Linked DNA regions of Homo sapiens: region 2 is linked to region 1. Evidence: chromatin contacts called from ENCODE Hi-C or POLR2A ChIA-PET data. All regions are on one chromosome and are shown on one strand. The core of a region is the stretch at or near the end of the contact, and the rest is flanking DNA. Distances in the headings are between cores, read along the strand shown. Region 1 holds the start of ITGA4 (integrin subunit alpha 4). Region 2 has its middle 100 kb from the start of NEUROD1.

Region 1 (6,450 bases), core at 574-3,073:
TTGACAGACTGAAAATAATTGCATTGAGTTTGGCTAGAATATCCTGTCATTCCATAAACATCTCAAACTCCACATGGCTAAAACTTAACCCATCCATGCCCCCATCTGCATGCACACATACATGCATATAACTTCATTTCTCAGTGTTTTTTTCTCCATGAATGGTAGCACCATTCTCTTTCAAGAAAGAGAAATACTTCCCCTTGGGATTATCCTATCTCTACTTATTGCTGCAGGGGCTTCCAAAATTAGGTTTTCTGTGTTCAGTCTTGCATTCACACTTCTGAAACCCAGAGCTGACCGAGACAAATTCTTCAACTTCCTGTCAGTCCCAACATAGATTTAAAATTCCTAACCTGGCTCATGAGGTTCACCATGTATTCCTGCTTCCCTAAGTCAGCCTCATATCACACCAACCTGTGTGTGGAGTGGCTAAATACTCTAGCCAGGCAAGCTCTCTCAGTTCTTCTACCTGGCTCCTCTGGAGCCCTCCTTATTGCTCATCCCATTCTTAGCCTGATTCAAGATTCCTGGTCCTTCAAATCTCTCTTTAAGTGTCCTTACCTGGATCTTTCTCTAGTTAGTACAAATTTTTCTATCTACCATTGGAGCGAACATTTTTTGAAACTTTGTATCAGTCCTGCCTTACTCTTGGTGGAATCCTGTGGTCCTAGTCAAGTGCCTGCTCCATGAATGTGCTGAATAAATGAATAAGCATTTTAATTGTGTATCTGTCATTAGTGTCAGATGTGTTATTTATTCCAGCATGGTTTTAGCACACAGACACACTCTTTGATGCAGACTTTTCTTTTCTTTTTACATATAGCAACAATAAAAAACTAGACTTTCATCTCCTGAAAATATCAGTCTAATAATCACCTATGGCTGTCTCTCTGGTTGCTGAAGGAAAAAAAAAAAAAAGGCAGGGCACACCTGGATTGCATTAGAATGAGACTCACTACCCAGTTCAGGTGTGTTGCGTTGTGGGTCTCCGGCACATTTCAGAGGCTCATTAGGACCCTGACCCCACACTGGGGTTTACACCCCTAAAAGCAGGTGTGTCCCGTGGCAACTGAGTGGGTGCGTGAAAAGGGGGGATCATCAATTACCAGCTGGAGCAATCCGAATCGGTTAAAGTGAATCAAGTCACAGTGCTTCCTTAACCCAACCTCTCTGTTGGGGTCAGCCACAGCCTAAACCGCCTGCCGTTCAGCCTGAGAGGCTGCTGCTAGCCTGCTCACGCATGCAGCCCGGGCTGCAGAGGAAGTGTGGGGAGGAAGGAAGTGGGTATAGAAGGGTGCTGAGATGTGGGTCTTGAAGAGAATAGCCATAACGTCTTTGTCACTAAAATGTTCCCCAGGGGCCTTCGGCGAGTCTTTTTGTTTGGTTTTTTGTTTTTAATCTGTGGCTCTTGATAATTTATCTAGTGGTTGCCTACACCTGAAAAACAAGACACAGTGTTTAACTATCAACGAAAGAACTGGACGGCTCCCCGCCGCAGTCCCACTCCCCGAGTTTGTGGCTGGCATTTGGGCCACGCCGGGCTGGGCGGTCACAGCGAGGGGCGCGCAGTTTGGGGTCACACAGCTCCGCTTCTAGGCCCCAACCACCGTTAAAAGGGGAAGCCCGTGCCCCATCAGGTCCGCTCTTGCTGAGCCCAGAGCCATCCCGCGCTCTGCGGGCTGGGAGGCCCGGGCCAGGACGCGAGTCCTGCGCAGCCGAGGTTCCCCAGCGCCCCCTGCAGCCGCGCGTAGGCAGAGACGGAGCCCGGCCCTGCGCCTCCGCACCACGCCCGGGACCCCACCCAGCGGCCCGTACCCGGAGAAGCAGCGCGAGCACCCGAAGCTCCCGGCTGGCGGCAGAAACCGGGAGTGGGGCCGGGCGAGTGCGCGGCATCCCAGGCCGGCCCGAACGCTCCGCCCGCGGTGGGCCGACTTCCCCTCCTCTTCCCTCTCTCCTTCCTTTAGCCCGCTGGCGCCGGACACGCTGCGCCTCATCTCTTGGGGCGTTCTTCCCCGTTGGCCAACCGTCGCATCCCGTGCAACTTTGGGGTAGTGGCCGTTTAGTGTTGAATGTTCCCCACCGAGAGCGCATGGCTTGGGAAGCGAGGCGCGAACCCGGCCCCCGAAGGGCCGCCGTCCGGGAGACGGTGATGCTGTTGCTGTGCCTGGGGGTCCCGACCGGCCGCCCCTACAACGTGGACACTGAGAGCGCGCTGCTTTACCAGGGCCCCCACAACACGCTGTTCGGCTACTCGGTCGTGCTGCACAGCCACGGGGCGAACCGATGGTGAGTAGAGTTGGACTGATGCGCCCTCAGCAGCTCAGAGCGGCGTGAGAATGGCGCCCTAGGGATTCCCTGCCCGATTCAAACTTTCCTCCCTCCCAAGGAGGCAGGAGGGAAACGCTGCGAGAGCCAGCTCGCTGGAAATCTGCCAGGGAAACTAACTTATCTTGGGGCGGCAGCGCCCCGGGTGCGTTATGGTGCAAGGTCTTGGAGCTTCGAGTCGGGGGTGGTGGGCGGAGGAGGAGGTGGGGAAGCTGCCCTGCTGCGGACTGCACATCTGTGGCGACAGGGAGCTCAGTGGGCAGCACAGCTCACGTCTGAGCGCACGTGCACGTGTCTCGCTTTAGGCTCCTAGTGGGTGCGCCCACTGCCAACTGGCTCGCCAACGCTTCAGTGATCAATCCCGGGGCGATTTACAGATGCAGGATCGGAAAGAATCCCGGCCAGACGTGCGAACAGCTCCAGCTGGGTGAGTTGGGTATGGGACCAGGAGTTAGTGACCTCCCGACCCCCCATGTGGACCCCACCATAGGGCAAGTCCTGGAAAGATTCACGTTGCCTGTTACTTCTGGTTTAAAGAGCATAAAGTTTTCAGTTTCAACTCCATCTCATCTTGCCTCCTTAATATAAAAGGGATTCCCTTTCTGTTAATATCGTTCTCCCTTTTCCTTATGGCAATGATTGCAGTACTCTGACAACTATGCTAGAGAAATTTCTTATGATACCTTCTCTTCATCTCTCCCCGTCTCTCCGTGTGTAAAGCACATTTTAGACTCTCTCAGCGTATTAAGGACAGGATCCAGCTAAGCCAAGACTTGAGAATTTTATTTCCATCTTTGACCTATCAACCCTCTTAAAGAACAGGCTAAGGAGCATATCAGGAATAGCAATTGGAATTGATCCCATATCCCGTCGTTTAACCTAAAGGCCTAAAAAAAAAAGTGATAGTTTTACTTACAATATACAATCTAAAAGAAAAGGAAAATTGGCATCTTCATCGTTAATGTAGTATAATTTTCCATTCCCAAAACCGTCATCCAAAACTCATGTTATATGGGTCCATCTTTTTGCAGTCATTTCTCAATGTCTCAGATTTGTGACAAGTTGAAAAATGTGTACTGATAGAGGGGAGAAGTTTCATGTTTCAAAGCCAAAGACAAGTTTGTTGCACACAGGCAAGTGGGGAAAGAGGAAGGAATATTAAATAACAAGACCTATCTTGTTCCAAAGTGTTACTGCTATATATATTGCTTAACTTTTTTCCCCTTAAAGCAACCCTGGGTCATGGTTGACATTGTTCCTAGTTTATGTATGAGGACTGTGGCTCAGAGTTGCAAATACCTTTTTAAAAGTTACTTAGCTAGTGACTGATAGGTGGGAACTAAAGTCAAACTAGGGTCTGAATGCGTCCAAAGTCTAAGCCATTTTCTTCCATGTATGTATCTTCAATGCAAATAAAATTAAGTGAATGGTTTAATATGTTGTCTGCTGAGCTGATGGGTCATCTGTAAACGGTGAATAAAATTGGTACTTCTTTATATTTCTTTGCTATAAATGGACTTTTGAGATTAGTTATTGGATCTTTAACTTCTTTTGTATTTTATAGTAGTCTTTGCTCTTTTTCAAACTGTGAAGCTGGTTCCCTTCATTCAGATGAATTCAGATAGAGTATAAACATAATGGAATTTTTACTTTTAACTCAGAGCACCTATAAAAGTCTACGAGTTGTCTGTAGCATGTAGAATAAGCCCTAGCCTCTTGTTAAGCATCCTCAATACCAGAAATCACAGTAGGAATGCATAAAACATTCACAGACCCATACATTTTGGAATGATTTTGCAAAGCATAATTTTCATTGCATGAGAGAGTTGTGGGTGAAGAATTAGGGAGTGGAGCCGACAACTTTGGTCTGCCAGAGGATCTTGGCAAGGTCTCAGGAGGGAGCAATTTTATTTCTGTTGTCCTGTCATAGTTTCCTGATCCATGACATTATAACTACTGATATTTAGTGCCTACTTCCTGTCTGGATGGACACTGAATCTATTTCTGGATGTCTGTGTTTAACTGGATAAATCATGACATAATACTGTATTAAATTTAAGATAATGCCTGTCAATGGAAGGAAAAAATTGTTTGGGCATGTGTAGCATGGGAGTTGACTGTTCTCAGAGAAATGTAAACATAGTAGATATGTCATAGATATGAATTAAATGAAGATCTTTTGGATGGATGAATGAATAAAAGTGGAGTGAAAATTTATCAACCTGACTGATGAGTAAGATAATTGATTAGAAATGATGAGCCAAACTGATTTTTAACTTTCAAAATTTTGGCCAATCTACAAGGTATTTACTGGGATGAAAGGAAAAAAGGCAAGATTCCTAGTCAGTCAATGAGTTAAAACATTAATAGTGATAGTAATGCCTTGAGTATTTGCCGAAGAGTTGACTGAAGTTATTTCTCATGTAACATTCTAAAGAATACAGATATCTTTTATTCCTCATGTAAAGAAACTGCCTCTCTATTCAGAATAAATTCAGTGGTAGCTTGAAGCTATAAAATAGGGATTGAGGCTACAGTCTAGAAATAAAACACTAAAAACAATACATTGGTAATAAAGATAATTTAGGATTCTTAGGTTTGTGGGCTATGCACTATTTTGTATGAAGAAGTTTCAAGAGTGTGTGTAAATATATATAAGCCATCTTCTGTAGAAGAGTGTGTGTGTGTGTGTGTGTGTGTGTGTGTGTGTGTGAATCTTCTGTATAAAATAGCTTCAGTTGTCCTGTTTCAAATGTGGGTGACTCTAATGTTTCAAAAATGCTTAGCTCAGTACTGACACATAATACATTCAAAAAATAGTGGTTCTTCTTTATTGTTTACTTAAATCTATTATCTGTATGTTATCTGTAACAAGCAGGCTGAGGTTAATAGGGACAATTGATAAACTGAACCAAAAGTTTAAAAATTAAAAGGTAATACATTAAAAGGTAGAAGTTGAAATGAAACACAATGAGAAATTTTTGTTGGCTGAAGAAAAAAATGTTATAATGATTAAAGATCGATCTGTGATTGCCATGTCAGTAAGGTATCTTCTTTCCTTTGGAATAGCTTTACTTGCTATCAAGAACCTGAAGGTGTAGGGTCTTCAAATGGTGCCCATCTCCCACACAATTAAAAATATCCACATGGACTAGTCTTTGAGTCTCTGTAGAATTTCAGATCAGTGGTTGATTCAGATAGACTCCTCCCCTCAAAAGAGAAGGTCCATATCTCGCCTACCCTACCCTCTGTGGACAAGGTGTCCCATATGGTATATTCATGCCATAAGCAGAAGTGAGCCTGCCTGTTTATCTAGAATGCCCAGGGTGAGAGACGTTAGGCATGAGATACCCCTTTTAGTCAAGCAAGTTGACTGCAGAGCCAGCACCAAGAGAGTTGCCTGGATAGTACCGCAAGGTGCTTTTCTTCCTGCATATATATTGTTGGCCTCCTTTTACCTCCCTGACTCCCCAAGAGACATCTCTTCTCTCACTTCTTTTGTACCAGAGGAAAGTGGTCTCTCTGCCAGGAGGGTCTGGGCCCAGACTTGCTCGTGAAGACTATATCTGAGGAGACCCAGGTGATTTCTACATGTCCACTTTCCACCCGGGCACTCTGCATCATCAGGCTTGTTTAAAGGAAACTTTAATCACAGCTGGTTCCTAAATTAAGGTGTCACAAATAATGACTCAATTAATATAGTTAAGCATAGTCCATCCATGGACTATCAATATTCAAATAGAACATAATAAAACATAGAAATGATTATCAAATTACACTAAAAAGATGGTCTTTATTTGGTTATTCAAATATGTTTCCAGATCTTTCATTACTTTGGAGTTACCACTGAAAGCATTATACACACACTAACTCTCATTTGGGTAATAGTCTAAAGTTATACAATTACACTATCCAGTATAGTATCCACTAACCACAGGTGGCTTTGAACACATAAAATGTGGCTAGTCAGCGATGAGAGGGCTGTAATGTAAATTACATACTGGCTTTTGAATACTTAGTATAAGAAAACTCATTAATTTTTATGATATATATTGAAACAAACACTTTAAAATTATTGATTACATAATATTTTGGATTTATTAGGCGAAATAAAATTTTAGG
Region 2 (5,831 bases), core at 1,727-4,226, 320 kb after region 1:
GTGACACAGTGAGTCCCTGTCTTAAAAATAAAGTAAAATAAAACAAAGTAAAACTTTTTATTAAAAAAACCCACAATATTTGCTTTCTATAAAAAATAGTTCTACTAGTTGAGTGTGTACTATTTCAAGCATGCGGTACTTGCTGTACATGTTCTCTTGCTTAATCTATACATTAATATTCTGAAATAATATCCAATTTTAATACATGTAAACCAAAGCTCAGAGGGAATAAGTACTTTGCTTAAGGTTATATGGTTGGTAAGTACCTGAACTGAGATGAAAATGTAAGTCAGTTTTTGTCTCGATTTAAGTATTCTAAAACTCATTGTTCTTTTTGCTAAAATATAGCTCAGTTTTACTCTTACAGTACTGTTGGATATTTTTTTATCTTTAAGTAACTATACATTGAAAGTATTGAATATTTCATTTCAAATTCTTGAGGGAAGGGTACATTTATTACTGTCAGTCTCAAATGCAAGAACTTGACAAATGTTAGCCATAATTAAGTGTTAGCATTTGCTATGTATTTTAAAGTACAAATGACAGTGCTAAGCACTTTCATTCACAAGGAAGGATGCGAAATATCTCTTGCTTTCATGGGTCATATAACCTGTTTGGTTAGTCAGTCCCTGTATTTGTGATGACAGCTTAGCAAATTGATAGTGCTTATCTTTATGGCTCTTTAGTTGAACTTGATTTTGATCTATTGAAATGGAAGTATTGGAAGTACTAACTTCACATTACTTACACACTCACAAAATATGAGTTTATCAAACATGAGAAAAATTATTTAAAGAAACGATAACACTGGCCTTTAAGCCCATTTGAAGTTCTGTACTTTTTCGTAGTCTGCAGGAAACTTACATCTTCAGAAACTCACTCAGAAGCATTCTTGAGTTATGAGACAAATCATTAATAATTAGGAACTCTAACATGAAGTTTCCAAATCCTTGAAATCTTCCTAAGGAAAGGAGATATACACCCTTAATATGAAATTGAACCTTTTGTTTCTTTTCTAATAAGGGCAGGGCTGATTTTATCTTATTTGAAAAAATATTTTGATTTTGTCATTTTATTTTAATAAAAACATCTAGCTGAATTCCTTCTTTGCTGTTTTCTCAAGTTTATCTTGGCTAGATGAAATTCTCTTTCCTGATGTTAGATTAAAATGTAAAATGTGGTTAATTGCACTTTCCTGCATACTATCATCTTTAAAAATTAAGTTAGAGAAGGTGAGAAATGGGCTTATACCTTCACCTTTCCTTTAAAAATAAAACAGATGTTAATTATTATGTGGACATACCATATTATAAAGTTATACCATAGAGTCATAGTTTCCCAGAAGTATGTCAATATTATATTTTAAATTGCAAAGAAAAGATTATATCAGCATAATAGTTAGATCCAATGAACTGAGAGACACAATTTTATGGGATAGCTATTAATGAGTTGCACAGTTCAAATACAACTTCTGAGTTCACTTAAATCTAGCTGTGCTATGTAAAAAGACAAAGGAGGCAGTGAGAGCTTAGCTGGGTTTCAAACCCATAAAGCTGGCTCTGAACAGCATGAGTCACTCAGAGATAAAGGCATTCAGTGATTTACTTGAATCCATTCGGTGCCAGCCTGGAAAAGATTTGGGAAATTAGCAGTGTCCTCACTTTTTTGATGGCGTGGCTAAAGAAAGGCTAATTCATGAAAAGGAGAAACCCTTTTCATTTGACATTGGATTTCCTCCTAGCTCAAACACAAATGGCATTACTAATAACACAATGTGCTGGGAGACTAGCAGGATATTGTGTCCCTTTAAGAATAGGCTACCATCTTGAGCATAATAACTAACTGGTGACCTGGGTAATTTTGAATCCATAAACAATTTCATTTGACAGATTATCCCTTCTTGCTTAAAAAAAAAAAAGACATCAATAAGAGTTCACTAATTTCCCAAGCAGCTGTGATTTGTAATGAACTTGACAGTTTCCATTTTTACTCTGTGAATGATTTCTTGGCCTGGTTAGAACGTTTGATTCAGGTACATGCAGATTCTTTGTGGAACATTAGACTGATAAACTATGCTTACAATGAGAAAGTACATTATCTGCCATCTTTTCTCTTTGAAGATGTTGACAGTCTGACCATAATTTGACCATTAGCATAACTGAGAAATTGGGCTATGTTAAGTTAACCACAAACTCATCATCATGACCCTAGATGGTATTTGAGTCTCCTCCCCAAAGACAGCACTGCCTCTTCTGAATTCAGGAAAGATGTCAGAGCTCATTTCCGGTTCATCAAGGCCCACACAGGGTCTCCTTGTCAGTGGGTGGAATGATATAGAATGTATGCTGGGACCTTCCCAGAGATGGAATGAAAGAAACAGGAAACAGTTACTTAATGCTAAGAGCTTGTCAACCCCAGACTTCAGGAAAGACCAGAAGGTGATCAATCATACTTTGACCTGAATGCATGTTTTGTCACATTATATCTGTAGGAGCTGCAGCCATGCTTTATGTCTTCCTGTTGGCTTCCTTATTCAGAAAGCACCAACCTAGGGTTGATGGCTGTTCTTGCCCTCCAAGGTCACTTCATGGCTGAAACTTGAATGGGTTTCATTGTATCTTTAAGAGCAGCTCTTTCCTCAGTTTTCTAGTTACTAGCCTTGACAACCTGGAAAGAGTGTTTTACTTATCCTCCTTAATGTCCTCTGCACACGCAGATGATTTGCAGGGAGTATGATTCTACTTCTGGCCTTGGTTTCCCTCCCACCTAAAGTTTCTCTCTCTGTAATTGGCACAGTCTCCTGATACATGGATTGGAGTTAAACTTATTTTAAAACCTGATTTCTGCTAATGTGCATATATCATCCCTAGTTCAATAATAAACCTTTTTTGTTGTTGCTCCTAGCATAATTTGTAAATTACTTCCCAGAGCCGCCTTTACTAAATGTCTGTGACCTTATTGTCAAGAAAGGCTTGACAAGCAGAAGCTGCTGCCTGGGGGCTGGAATGTCCCACTTCCTGTTCTTTCTCTCCAAGCTGCAGCATTGTATCCAAACAAAAACTGAACTCAGTGCACATGTGACCCAGAATTAGTTTGAAATGAAACTCTCTGAAGATGAAAAACTTTACACATTAACTCCTTGTTCCACTCCATCTACTTGCAGTGCTAAGACCACAAAGAGGGCCTTTTAAAAAGAACCAAAATAAACAAATGGATAGCTCAAGCTGTGGATAGAAAAAACAAGCAAACAGCAGCTGCATATAGCATCAGATTAACTGCTGCTGAGCTCTGACAAAATGGCAAGAATCTAAGACAAAGGAGTAGTACTGTTCAAGTAAATGAACCCATAGCCTTGGACTCTACTCAATCCCAGGAGGGTATTTTAGTGTAAAGGAAATCAGTTCTTGGACCCAAACCAAGGGTGTTTATGACTAGAAGGAGCAAAAGAATCCTATGTCTTCACTACAAAAGTACCATTCCTACAGAACCATTTCTTCTGTTATAGAAGCCTGGAAGAACTACCACACCATTCTTCTGTTATAGACACCTGGAACTCATCTTGATGTTTTCCTTGTAGCCATGACTCTAGTTTTTCTATCAATCATTTACTAAGATACTATAAAGAAAGGGCACAAAGCTAGATATTAAACTGGAGGTTTGCTTTCCTTCCTTTAGGAGATGATTTAGCAATAAGTCACAATATGAATGGAAACAGGAAATCACCAGCCAATCACCAAGGTGGCTTCCTTTAAGATGACAGATATAAGGAAAGAAAGCTCAATTTTTAAAGAGGAGTTGCCACCCAGGAGAGGGAAGAAGTTGGGAAGAGGGAAGGAGTTGGAAAGATGGTGATCTGGGGTCCATGAGGAGGTAGTAAGTACCTAGCAGGTGGCTGTGAGCTGTGAGAAGGCTGAGCACCAGGGCTATAAATCCCCTGGGTTCTTGCCAGGCAGGGAATAAAAACCCATGGCTGAGTATGACACTGTTTGTGGTGGCAGAGGTGGGGGTGCCTTTCCCCTAGGAGCCTCTGTGGCAGGGCTCTGCTGTAGTCCTAGTGGTAGCCATTGGAACAGTGGGCCTTGCCTGTGCAGGGTTCTGAGGCAACCTTTAGGGCATAGGCAGCACTTCCCCTTTCTTAAGCCCACTCACTCCCTGCCTCCTCCCCAGTGAGATCCCTAGAACCCAGCATTCATAAAGACTTTTCATGGCTAATGAGCAACAAAGCAGTGCCCAGCAAGATAAGTACAATACAACCTGAATTTACACTGTTCAACACCAGTGAGTTAGCCAAAACTTGAAAGAGCTATAACTCACAAGGCATGGCCACCCTGTGGGAGGAATCCACCAGGATGTGCCCACATATCACTGAAGATGGGAAGCACTTCCCCACCCTGAATATTTGCTTCCATAGAGTAGGATGCTACCTTGGTTTCTGTGGTTGCTACAGGAGCTGGGGTTTGCTATCAGCTTGTATCCTTTACTCACAAGTTTCCAAGGCCAAGTTCTTAAGCCACTAGTATCATTCCCTGTTATCAGGGCTTTGACAGAGTCCAAGGTAGGCAATATTCCCTTTTCCTGGACTCCAACATTTTCCTAAGCATTAACGAATCCCTGGATATGCAATCAGGAAGGAATGGGAGCTCTGGATGAGGGATAGAAAGGACTTCTCTTGCAGGTGGAGATAATGAGATGTTGCACATCAAGGCAAATTAACTGTACAGTGGGGTGATTAACTAACTGAGGGGGTCCTCAGGATATTGAACTTTTAGTGCTAAAAGGAAAATCCTGGGCAAACCAAGATGAATGGGTTATCTGTTGCACATCAAACTGTACAAGGGATGCACTTTTTTTTTTTTCTGTATATGGAATAAAACTTTGAGTTCTGCTCATTTGGAACTTGATTCAAATAGGGGCTGATAAACACATATTTGACAAATTATATAATAAACATATATGTAGCACACAATCAAGAGGAAAAAAATCAAAGTTTTCTGCAAGCACTTACACATTGACAGAGATCTGTCAATGTAACAGTGTTCTTATGTTATGCTTTAAAGTGAGATTCAAGACTTTCAACTGGAAAGTGCTACTCTAAAGTCCTTCTGTATACTGAACAGTAAATTATTAAGTTTGGAGCAAAGGAAAAAAATACAATTTGAGATAACAAACACTGTGGAAACTGTGAAATAAATGAGTTTTGTCATTTTCCCCCCAGAATATTTTCTTGCTTTGGCCACTGGAAATGAGGATGTTTCTATCTATATTTTTTCACTTATGAAATTTTTCCTTTCTACTCCCACTGTAGTAAGTTGAATAGTGCCCTTCCCAAAATTTATGTCACTTGGAACTTTAAAATATGACCTTATTTAGAAAGAGACTTTGCAGAGGTAACTAGTTAAAGATGTCAAGATAGAATCATCCTAGGTTTAGGGTGGGCCCTAAGTCCAATGACTGGTGTCCTTATAAGAAGAGTAAAGGAAACAGAGACACAGGGAGGAATGCTGTGTGAAGATTGAGGCAGAGATTAGAGTTATACAGCTGCAAGCCTAGGAAGGCCTGGGGCCACCTCCTGTGCTGGAAAGGTCAAGGAACCTTTCTTCCCTACAGACTTCAAAGGGAACTCACCCTGCTGACACCTTGGTTTCAGTATTCTGGCCTCCAGAACTATGAGAGAATAAATTTCTGTTGTTTTAAGACAAGAAGTCTGTGATAATTTGTTATGGCAGCCCTGGGAAACTAATACACCCACTAAATAAATGTTGAACAAATGGTTTGCTATTGTCTGGGTTTTGGTCCAACCCTGTTCTCTGGTTTCTGGCAAGTGCAATAGG

The links. A loop is a pair of places that touch in the nucleus more often than their neighbours do. ChIA-PET counts read pairs that join two places held with the same protein, here RNA polymerase II (POLR2A). Pooled maps may share reads with other maps.
Region 2: a map with no recorded cell type shows a loop between it and region 1 (8-fold over the local background). The contact joins the enhancer-like site here to the promoter of ITGA4 in region 1. A Hi-C loop is called at or near these places in 3 of 37 single-sample maps with no recorded cell type and 10 of 50 pooled maps. POLR2A ChIA-PET finds 5 or more read pairs at or near these places in 1 of 52 experiments (activated T-cell).

The regions. Positions count from the first base shown.
Region 1 is chr2:181,455,563-181,462,012 of GRCh38, forward strand. It overlaps ITGA4 (integrin subunit alpha 4), which reads left to right and starts at 1,824. Exons shown (of 28, transcript NM_000885.6): 1 at 1,824-2,289; 2 at 2,634-2,755. The coding sequence starts at 2,093. RefSeq lists enhancers at 1,331-1,440, 2,161-2,350, 2,411-2,460, 2,821-2,870, 5,648-5,697 and a silencer at 1,621-2,010.
Region 2 is chr2:181,777,240-181,783,070 of GRCh38, forward strand. No RefSeq gene overlaps it. Among named protein-coding and RNA genes, the nearest start is that of NEUROD1, 100 kb to the left of the region's middle. Within about 2 kb of position 2,977, at least 8 of the 41 ENCODE cell types and tissues checked have a DNase peak (open chromatin) inside an H3K27ac peak, as active enhancers do.